2 separate regions of the Mus musculus genome follow, and region 2 is linked to region 1. The links are chromatin contacts, found by Hi-C or POLR2A ChIA-PET in ENCODE. All regions are on one chromosome and are shown on one strand. The core of a region is the stretch at or near the end of the contact, and the rest is flanking DNA. Distances in the headings are between cores, read along the strand shown.

Region 1 (4,239 bases), core at 1,221-3,720:
ATAATCAATACAATGAGCAAATCTAGTTCCTCAAACATTTGTGATTTTCATGGTAAGAACATTTAGGATCCTTCAGGCTGCTGTGTTATGGATTGTAAATTATTATAGCGATCAATCTCCTTGACTGATATTAAGTGCTTTCCATACATACTAGATATTAGTATGGCTCCTTTTTCTGTAGGTATTGCTGAATTTTGACCTGCATTATTTCAGTCATTTTTGTTATGTTGTTTTGTTTGACACTGCTATCAACTTAGTTTTAGTTTTATTTATTTATTTTTTACAAAAAAAATGTCATCATTGAATGTGGGGCTGTGGGTGTGTGGGAAAGAGGGGAGTAGAAGAAAACCCGTGTCCTACCAGTTTTTTGGTGCTCTGGGTGGTCAGATGCGGGAGGACTGCTGGATGATTTCCATGCGGCCCCAGGTGGGCATCTGGTTGTGTAAAGCCACTGACCCCACATGGCGGGTGGTGGAAAGGGGCAGCTCTAGGTACCAGGTTCTCAGTCTCTGGCATCGTACGCTGGATACGATGGAGGAGCTGAGAACAGAATAGGGGCCCCAGGGCAGCACTAGGCCCAGGGGATGAAGCGAAGAAAGGGCGGGGGGAAAGGGGACTGGATGGTTCCCACGCAGGCGAGAATCCTTGGTCAGGTCCATGGCTTGGAAGGCCTTCTGGTGGGAGGTTGGATGTGGCTCATTAGGAGAAAGCCTATCTCATCATTCAAGCAGGGCAGGCCTTTATGGTCAGAGATAGTCTATGGATTTAGAGCTTTATTGTAGAAAGGCAGGGAGAAAGGAGAGAAGGTAGAAAGAGAGAGAGAGTCTGGCCATGGCTATGTGGAGAGAGCAGGAAGGGAAAGAGAGAAAGAGAGCTAGGGAGTAAGAAAGGTGAAAGCTTAAGAGAGTGAGGTGGAGCCAAGCAGCCCCTCTTATAGTGGGCTGGCTATCTTTCTGTTGCTAGGTAACTGTGGGGCGGAGTCTAGCCAGAATGCCAGCAGCTTGGGACATTGTCTATGTCACTGATAGCCACAAGCCTCTCCTTTGGGGACTGTTGGGGGCGGTAACTTCGACAGGAGCTAGGGGTCCAGGAGACATGATCGAATGCCTTCTGTCCCATGTAGGTGAAAATTACCACCCACCGGGTCCCACCGGGGTTCAAGACCTAACTAAGTTCGACTGGAGACCAGGCTGTCTCTGTGCATAGCCCATTGCCCCACAATTGAATTCTAGAACAGTTTGAGTTTGAGATTTAGCAATGCCCTGTCATTGAGTTAGCAAAGACATTTTAAGATTAACTGCTTTGTGTGTCTGTGTTTTTTATCCAAAGATCCAGTATTCTCTAGGTGAGGGGCTGATAGCACTGCCTGTTCCCAGAGCTTAGGTGGGGTAGCAAAAGGTACATGTAACACTTTAGTATGCAAGTTTACTCAAAGCATATACATTCTGTGATCTCATTTTCTGAATCTGTTTTGTTTTTGAGTGGGGAGTCATGTATACCAAACATGTTTCAAACTTTCTATATGTCTATAGGTGACCTCGGACTCCTATTCCTATCTCCAGTAACCAACATCTGGGATTTTCAACATGTAAAACCACACTTGCTTCTATACAATCATCTTTAGTTTGAAGTTCCAGTTATTTGGACCAACACTTTTTCACATGTTCATTGTCTGTTTTCATTTCTCATTTTAAGAATTGTCTTCTCAAAATATTAGCTCATTTTTTTAATCCATGTTTGCCTTGTGATGTGAAACATTTTGGGGTGGGTGAGATAGCTCAGAGGTTAAGAGCACTAGCTGCTCTTCCGAGGGTCCTGAGTTCAAATACCAGCAACCACATGGTGGCTTACAACCATCCATAATGAGACCTGACTCCCTCTTCTGGTGTGTTTGAGGACAGCTACAGTGTACTTACATATAATAATAAATCTTTTTTAAAAACAAAACAAAAACAAACAAACAAACACAGCTGGGCAGTGGTGGCGCACACCTTTAATCCCAGCACTTGGGAGGCAGAGGCAGGAGGATTTCTGAGTTAGAGGCCAGCCTGGTTTGTAGAGTGAGTTCCAGGACAGCCAGAGCTATACAGAGAAACCCTGTCTGGAAAAACAAACCAAACCAAAGCAAAGCAAAACAAAAACAAAAACGAAACATTTTGTAGGAAGCAGGTTGAGTTTTAAAATCACAATATATGGACCCAAAGTATCCAGTACACATAATAAACAATGCTGTCAAAGGTTCAACCCATACTCATTTTGAAAATTTAAACGCGGTACCCTGACTCCCCGTGGCTATCCACCTTCAGAAGTGGCTTGTTTCTACCCATTCTCTTTGGCAAACAGCCTGACAGTAACTTGGGAACGTTTCAAATCACCTACCACGGCTTTGTGAAACTCGCTCGCAGAGAATTGTGGGAAATGTAGTCTCGTCCGCGGCGACGTCACAAACAGGGACTCTGGGAAGGGCGCTTCCGTGTTTCTTCTGCGCCTGTGTGTGTCTCCCTCTCTGGCGGTCTTCTCCAAAGTTGGGCCAGTGTCGGGTCCTGTGCGCGCTCTGGTAGCATCTCTGGCATGGAGGTTGGTCCCAGGATGTAGCGCAGCCAGAGGGACGTTGCGGGGTGGGCGGGTCCGCCTTGGAGGGAGGCGGGAAGAAGTTGAATGGGAGGTACTGTGGTGACCTAGGCTTGTCCATTCCGGTGCTGGTTAACGCTGGAGGAGGGATGGAGCTGGGAGTGGCCTCTCTTTTAAGGTGCCGTTGCCCTGTTCTGTCCTGCACTTCTGGGGCAGGAGAGCTGGCTCGGTAGCCTAGGAATGGAGAAGGGTGCCTGGCAGGGTGCATCTGCTGTCAGCTTGTGCCTGAGGTGTGGAAGCATGCCCTTAGCTGACACTGTCTCGATGGCTTCTGTTATCCGGAATTTAATAGATGTATATACAATGCAGTCCGATCAAATCCACCCCTACTGTCCCCTACTTCAACAGTACCAGGTATCTCCCAAAATGCTCCACTCCCAATTTCCTGTCCTGGTGGTTTTGTTTTTGTTTTATAACCCACTGAGTCCACTTAGTATTGCTCTAGTGTGCATACCTGTGTGTATGGGGCGGGGAAGGGAGGGCGCACAGGACATCCCCTAGAACGTGGACGCTCACTGGCCACACCTCCAAGCAAAATAAACAAACAAACAAACAAACAAAACGAATCTCTTTTTCAGTGGTCATGAATTCCAACCGATCCTTAGCTAAGGGTGGGGCCTTGTGAACCCCTCCCCTTTCCCTGTTGAAGTTTTGACTGACGTTATTTGTGTGTTATGCTGGTAACCATAGCTACCTTTTCCCCCTTCCTATTGCCATCCTTTTGTGTTTGTATTGGGATTTTGAGTCAGTTTCTTGTGTAGTCCAGGCTGCCCTGAAGTGTTCTGTGTAGCTGATAGTGACGTTAACTTCCGTTCCTCCTGACTTCTCCTCCTCTTTACTCCTCTGTGCCCTAGGAAGATGGCCATCTGTCACTTTGTTCTTTCCTTTGTGACTTGCCCCTTAAACCTTCTCTATTCTTTCAGATGACTATTAAGCCATAACTTATTGGTTAAGACAGGATCTAATTACTAATTTGCTTAGGAAATGGCAGAATTTCACTGGGTATATAAACAACATATGAGATGTAGAAAAGAAATTTGGAGATGCTCATATATTTATTTTAATTTATAAATATCAGTGAAGGATGCTTTGCTAAATATTGATCAAGACACCATGCCATGTTCCATTTATAGTGAGTTTGAGTGTTGTTTGTTTATTAACTGTTGGATTTCTTAAGTTGCCTCATAACCAGAGAATTTATATTAAGAAGAAAGACATATTATAGGGATGAAGGCATAAAAGTAGAATGTTAAGATCAAAACAAACTATGTAGCATGAAGACATTTCTTACATTTTGGCCATGTCCCAGGACTGAAGCTTAAGTGCTGACTGTATTCTGCTAAAAATATTTGTTGCTGTGCATTGGTATTTATGATCATTGTTCTTAGAGATGGGAAATATAACTCGTTCCATCTGTGGCATAGTGGGTAACACAACCAATAGCCTGATAACTTCCCTTACTCTACTAGGGACTTCTACTCATGTAAAGATGATTCTTTGCTTTTTGTCATAGAAAATAATGTTGGGATGATCTAGTATGAAGCAGAGATGGAGATTATTAAAACAGAGAAAGAATGAGTCAGTCAGGGAAAGAATGAGGTACCTCAG
Region 2 (4,239 bases), core at 1,276-3,775, 67 kb before region 1:
CAATGAACACTCACATACCAAAATAAGTGATGCCCACCCAGAGTTCTCCTTTCACGAGATACAGGCCAGAAGAATGAATCAAGAAATGAATCCAACTTAGTCAGGGTTTCTATTCCTGCACAAACATCATGACCAAGAAGCAGTTGGGGAGGAAAGGGTTTATTCAGCTTACACTTCCACAGTGCTGTTGATCACCAAAGGATGTCAGGACTGGAACTCAAGCAGGTCAGAAAGCAGGAGCTGATGCAGAGGCCATGGAGGGATGCTACTTTACTGGTTTTCTTCCCCTGGCTTGCTCAGCCTGCTCTCTTATAGAACCAAGACTACCAGCTTGATGTAGAGATGGCACCACCCACAAAGGGACCCCCCCCCTGCCCACGATCACTAATTGAGAAAATGCCTTACAGCTGGATCTCGTGGAGGCATTTCCCCAACTGAAGCTCCTTTCTCTGTGATAACTCCAGCCTGTGTCAAGTTGAGACAAAACTAGCCAGTACAAAGTTGTCTACAACAAGTAGATATGAGTGATGTCTTTTAGATTTTCCAATTACACTGGACAGATTTTCAAAATATCCCTTTATGATAGTCTGAAGTTTTTGGTATCTGTTGTAAAATCTCCCTGTTCATTTCTGAATCTAATCATTTGGGTCCTGTTTCTGTTGGTTAGCTGGATCCAGTGTCCCTCAATCTTGTTTATCTTGTTTATCTCCAGCTCACTAAAGCTTGGTTTGACTGAGGACAGTATAAGCAAGATCGCCTGAGATGGAGGAGGGGATGTGGAGAAGAAACCCTGAAAAAACAAACACACAAAGAAAACCTGTGTGTATGTTGTGAATGCAAAACTCTTGTAAGGAGTCTGTGTGTGCAGAGACTGATGGCCCACGTGGAAGTTCACTGAGGGGCAGAGCCTGGAATTCTGCAGGTTCAGGGTTAGCTGTCTTGGGCTGATTTTCCCTTCAGGGACAGTCCTTGCCTCACTATGTAGTGGACCACACAGCTTGTTAATAGATAAAAACCTCTCAGAATCCACTGACTAGGCAGAACATGAGATTCTATCAACCCAAAAGCTAAAATCTCAGCAGATGGTATCTTAGGTGAATAGAATATCTCCCATATCTCAAGGTACATATACATACCTCTATCAGACTTACACCAATGTATTTTAAGCTTTCTTAGGTTAATGACATTCTTTGTTCTGTAAAACCATGAAATAGATTTCATGTTGGAGCATGGAATTTGGATTAATTAAACCTGTGTTCTCAGATCATGGCTACAAAAATGGCTCTGGACTAAACTATTCTCTTAACTCTTCAAAAGGACAACTATGCATTTTGCATGAACAGGAACCTACTATATGCAAATCATAAGTTCCCAAGTATGCCACAGGTTTTGAAATTTATCTTGCAGCCTTTCTAATACAGTTGAAAAATTTGAAGACTTCTTCCTAAAACTATTAAGGGTGCATCAGTAAACCTGAAAGTCACATTGAGGGACAGGGAAAATTTAAGAGAGTTCGAACACTGCCAATAATAGGAACATACATAAGAAAATCACATGATGAGACAATATCCAGATCCTGCCAGATTAAAGAGAACAATGTACAGAGCCTGGCAGATGAGCAGAGATATTTCCTCCTTCCCTTTCAGACTTTCCAGCTCCTCCCAGCGATCTTTCTCTCATCACACCAAGTCATCTATCTCTCACATCTGAAAAGAAGTCCAAATACTGGACAGAACACATACTCAGAACACAAACATACTCAGAACCGTTGAGGTATTACTGTCTAGTCATTTTTAATCTGTGTAAAATCCATAATTACATAGATTGTGCAAACACGGGATGTTACCAATTACAAGATTATTCTGTGGCTATACAGCCATGTATTGTGAGGAATCATGTCACTGAGATGTCTATTAGAAATTCCCACTCTAACCAAGGCATCCATAAATCTAACAATTCATTCCAAAGGAAAAGTAATTAACACCCCACACAACAATCACCGTCACAGGACTCTCTGTCCCTGGACACTAGGAACTTTAGAAAGCTGTGTGAACTCAAACAAGGAGTAGTCTCCAGGACATGACGTATAGGGGGCGGTAGATGTCCCCGTGTTCTGTATGTCCAGAGAATCTGACTACAGCCAGTGAGAATGGGTCAACTAGGCCGAGCACGTTTCCCTTTAAACATGCTTGAGCTCTGGTCAGCATCGCAGGCACAGGCAGTGTGCAGACCCTGCCTGCCCTTGCCATCCTGTAGTTTCTAACGTTCTCCTCATCAAACCTGTGCCCAGGGACAGTGACCCAGCCTAGGTCAGCACAGCATCTCCAGGTCAGCAGCTTCCTGTCTCACAACAAGCCCAAGCCGGCACTCTCCGTGCCCTACCCGCCACCCTGCACAGTCCCTCATATCTGCAAGATGGTGCTGTTCCCTGCACCAACCTCCATGTCAGAAATCCAAATGCAGCGCTCAACAGGACAACTGCACAAATTTGAGAAGCGACCTTTGACGAAAGAATATGGAAATTTGATGCTGACAGCACTTTCTGATGCCGTCACAGGGGCCGGGACTACATTTCCCACAAATCAATTGGAAGGACTTCCGGGAACCCACTGAAGAGGTTTTGTACACTGCCTGGATTACAGTCCACTGAGAGCAGGTGCACATGGACATGCACAGGGAATTTGGGCTCTTTTACAGTCCTTGGTCACGGCACGAAATGTTTGCCTGTGAGCTGAACCTTTCACATTAATCCCGCCTATCAGGTTTCCATGTTATCTCTGATAAAACATTTTGATTTAAAAACTCCGACCTACTATAGAATCTTATTAACAAATGGAAAATTCATGCTTTCATGATCTGCTTTATTTAAGAATGTGGAAGCAGGAAGTTAATGTAGGAGTGAGCATTATCTCTTTACGATTCTATTGAAACCATCCTAGTCGCTTAAGATAGAAGAATTAGAAATCAAAGCTAGTCACCAGCAGATGTTTTCTGAGCACTCCACTGGTTTTTCTCTTCTGTATGTCTCCCAAGGGGCGGGACAGAGTTACTGGGATCACAATGATGTGTGTACTAACTCTTTTTTTTCGAGGCAGGGTTTCTCTGTATAGGGTTTCTCTGGCTGTCCTGGAACTCACTCTGTAGACCAGGCTGGCCTCGAAATCAGAAATCTGCCTGCCTCTGCCTCCGGAGAGCTGGGATTAAAGGTGTGCGCCACCACGCCCGGCGTGTGTACTAACTCTTAATCCACTGTGCACTATAGGATTTCCCCCTGCCTTAGGTTTGATGTTCCTTATTGATTTTTCTGTCTCTGCACTGATCCTGTCATCGGTCATATTTGACAATATTTGAACATTAGTGTTATCTGTCTTGAATTTCCCTCACTTCTCCTAAACAGAACACTGAGATATTTTCTTCTTGAATACAAAGATATCAGAAATATTCATAATACTGTCTAATGAGATCACTGTATTAAAGGAGTTACACTGGAAACATAGAGTATTGAGAATTCATGTCTCTTCTTGGGAAGGTTTATTCTTGTGCAGTTCATGGTTGAGTCAAAGTTACAAACCCTGTTACAGAAAAGACTTCCTACTTCCCTGAATCCTAATGATTCAAAAAGAAGCTGTTTCAAAGAAGATACTGTGCCGAGTCCATATTTAATTCTTCTTTTCCAGTGAGTATGTTTATCCAGGAATGCAGAACGGCTTCCTCAAATTAGAAAAATTAGAGTCAAGGAACAATACATGTACCTGTACTTGATTGGCAAGTGTCATGACTGGTCTGTCCTCCTCCTGAATGCTGCAGTGAAGGGCATTGACAGAAACCACAAAAGTTAGTATTTCTGAGCATAGCTAGTTTTCCAATATATGTTATGTGTTGAGATCTGGTCTGTTGCTATGTATTGTAATGCTAAATTCTGTATCCAAGATCTAGTACTACAGCTGACTTCTCATATTTACATGGTTCTGTGGCACAAACCTTCATCCTTGATTTAAAACTATGGGATAAATCAAATTGGCTACAGCCAATTACTGGAGGGATTTGTGGAGGGCGGGTATTGAGTTACCTGGTAGGGGGTGGAGAAGAGAGAGAAGAAAGAGAGACCAGGACAAGGAGAAATGGGGAAAGAGGATGAAGATGCCCTGGGACAGATGGACCATGAGCCTGTGGCCAGGAGAAACAGCAAATATCTGGGGTAGAGCACTGGGAAGGTAGCCATGACGGCAGTTACAAGAG

What was found. Hi-C counts contacts between places; a loop is a spot of excess contacts on that map. ChIA-PET counts read pairs that join two places held with the same protein, here RNA polymerase II (POLR2A).
Region 2: a loop to region 1 is called in a map of left cerebral cortex, with 4 times the contacts of the local background. The contact joins the promoter of Zfp759 here to the promoter of Zfp712 in region 1. A Hi-C loop is called at or near these places in 5 of 37 maps with a recorded cell type or tissue (heart and left cerebral cortex). POLR2A ChIA-PET finds 5 or more read pairs at or near these places in 3 of 5 experiments (Patski and embryonic stem cell).

Annotation. Positions count from the first base shown.
Region 1 is chr13:67,059,401-67,063,639 of GRCm38, reverse strand. It overlaps Zfp712 (zinc finger protein 712), which reads left to right and starts at 2,470. Exons shown (of 4, transcript NM_001166218.1): 1 at 2,470-2,577. The coding sequence starts at 2,572.
Region 2 is chr13:67,126,514-67,130,752 of GRCm38, reverse strand. It overlaps Zfp759 (zinc finger protein 759), which reads right to left and starts at 2,525. Exons shown (of 4, transcript NM_172392.3): 1 at 2,439-2,525. The coding sequence starts at 2,444.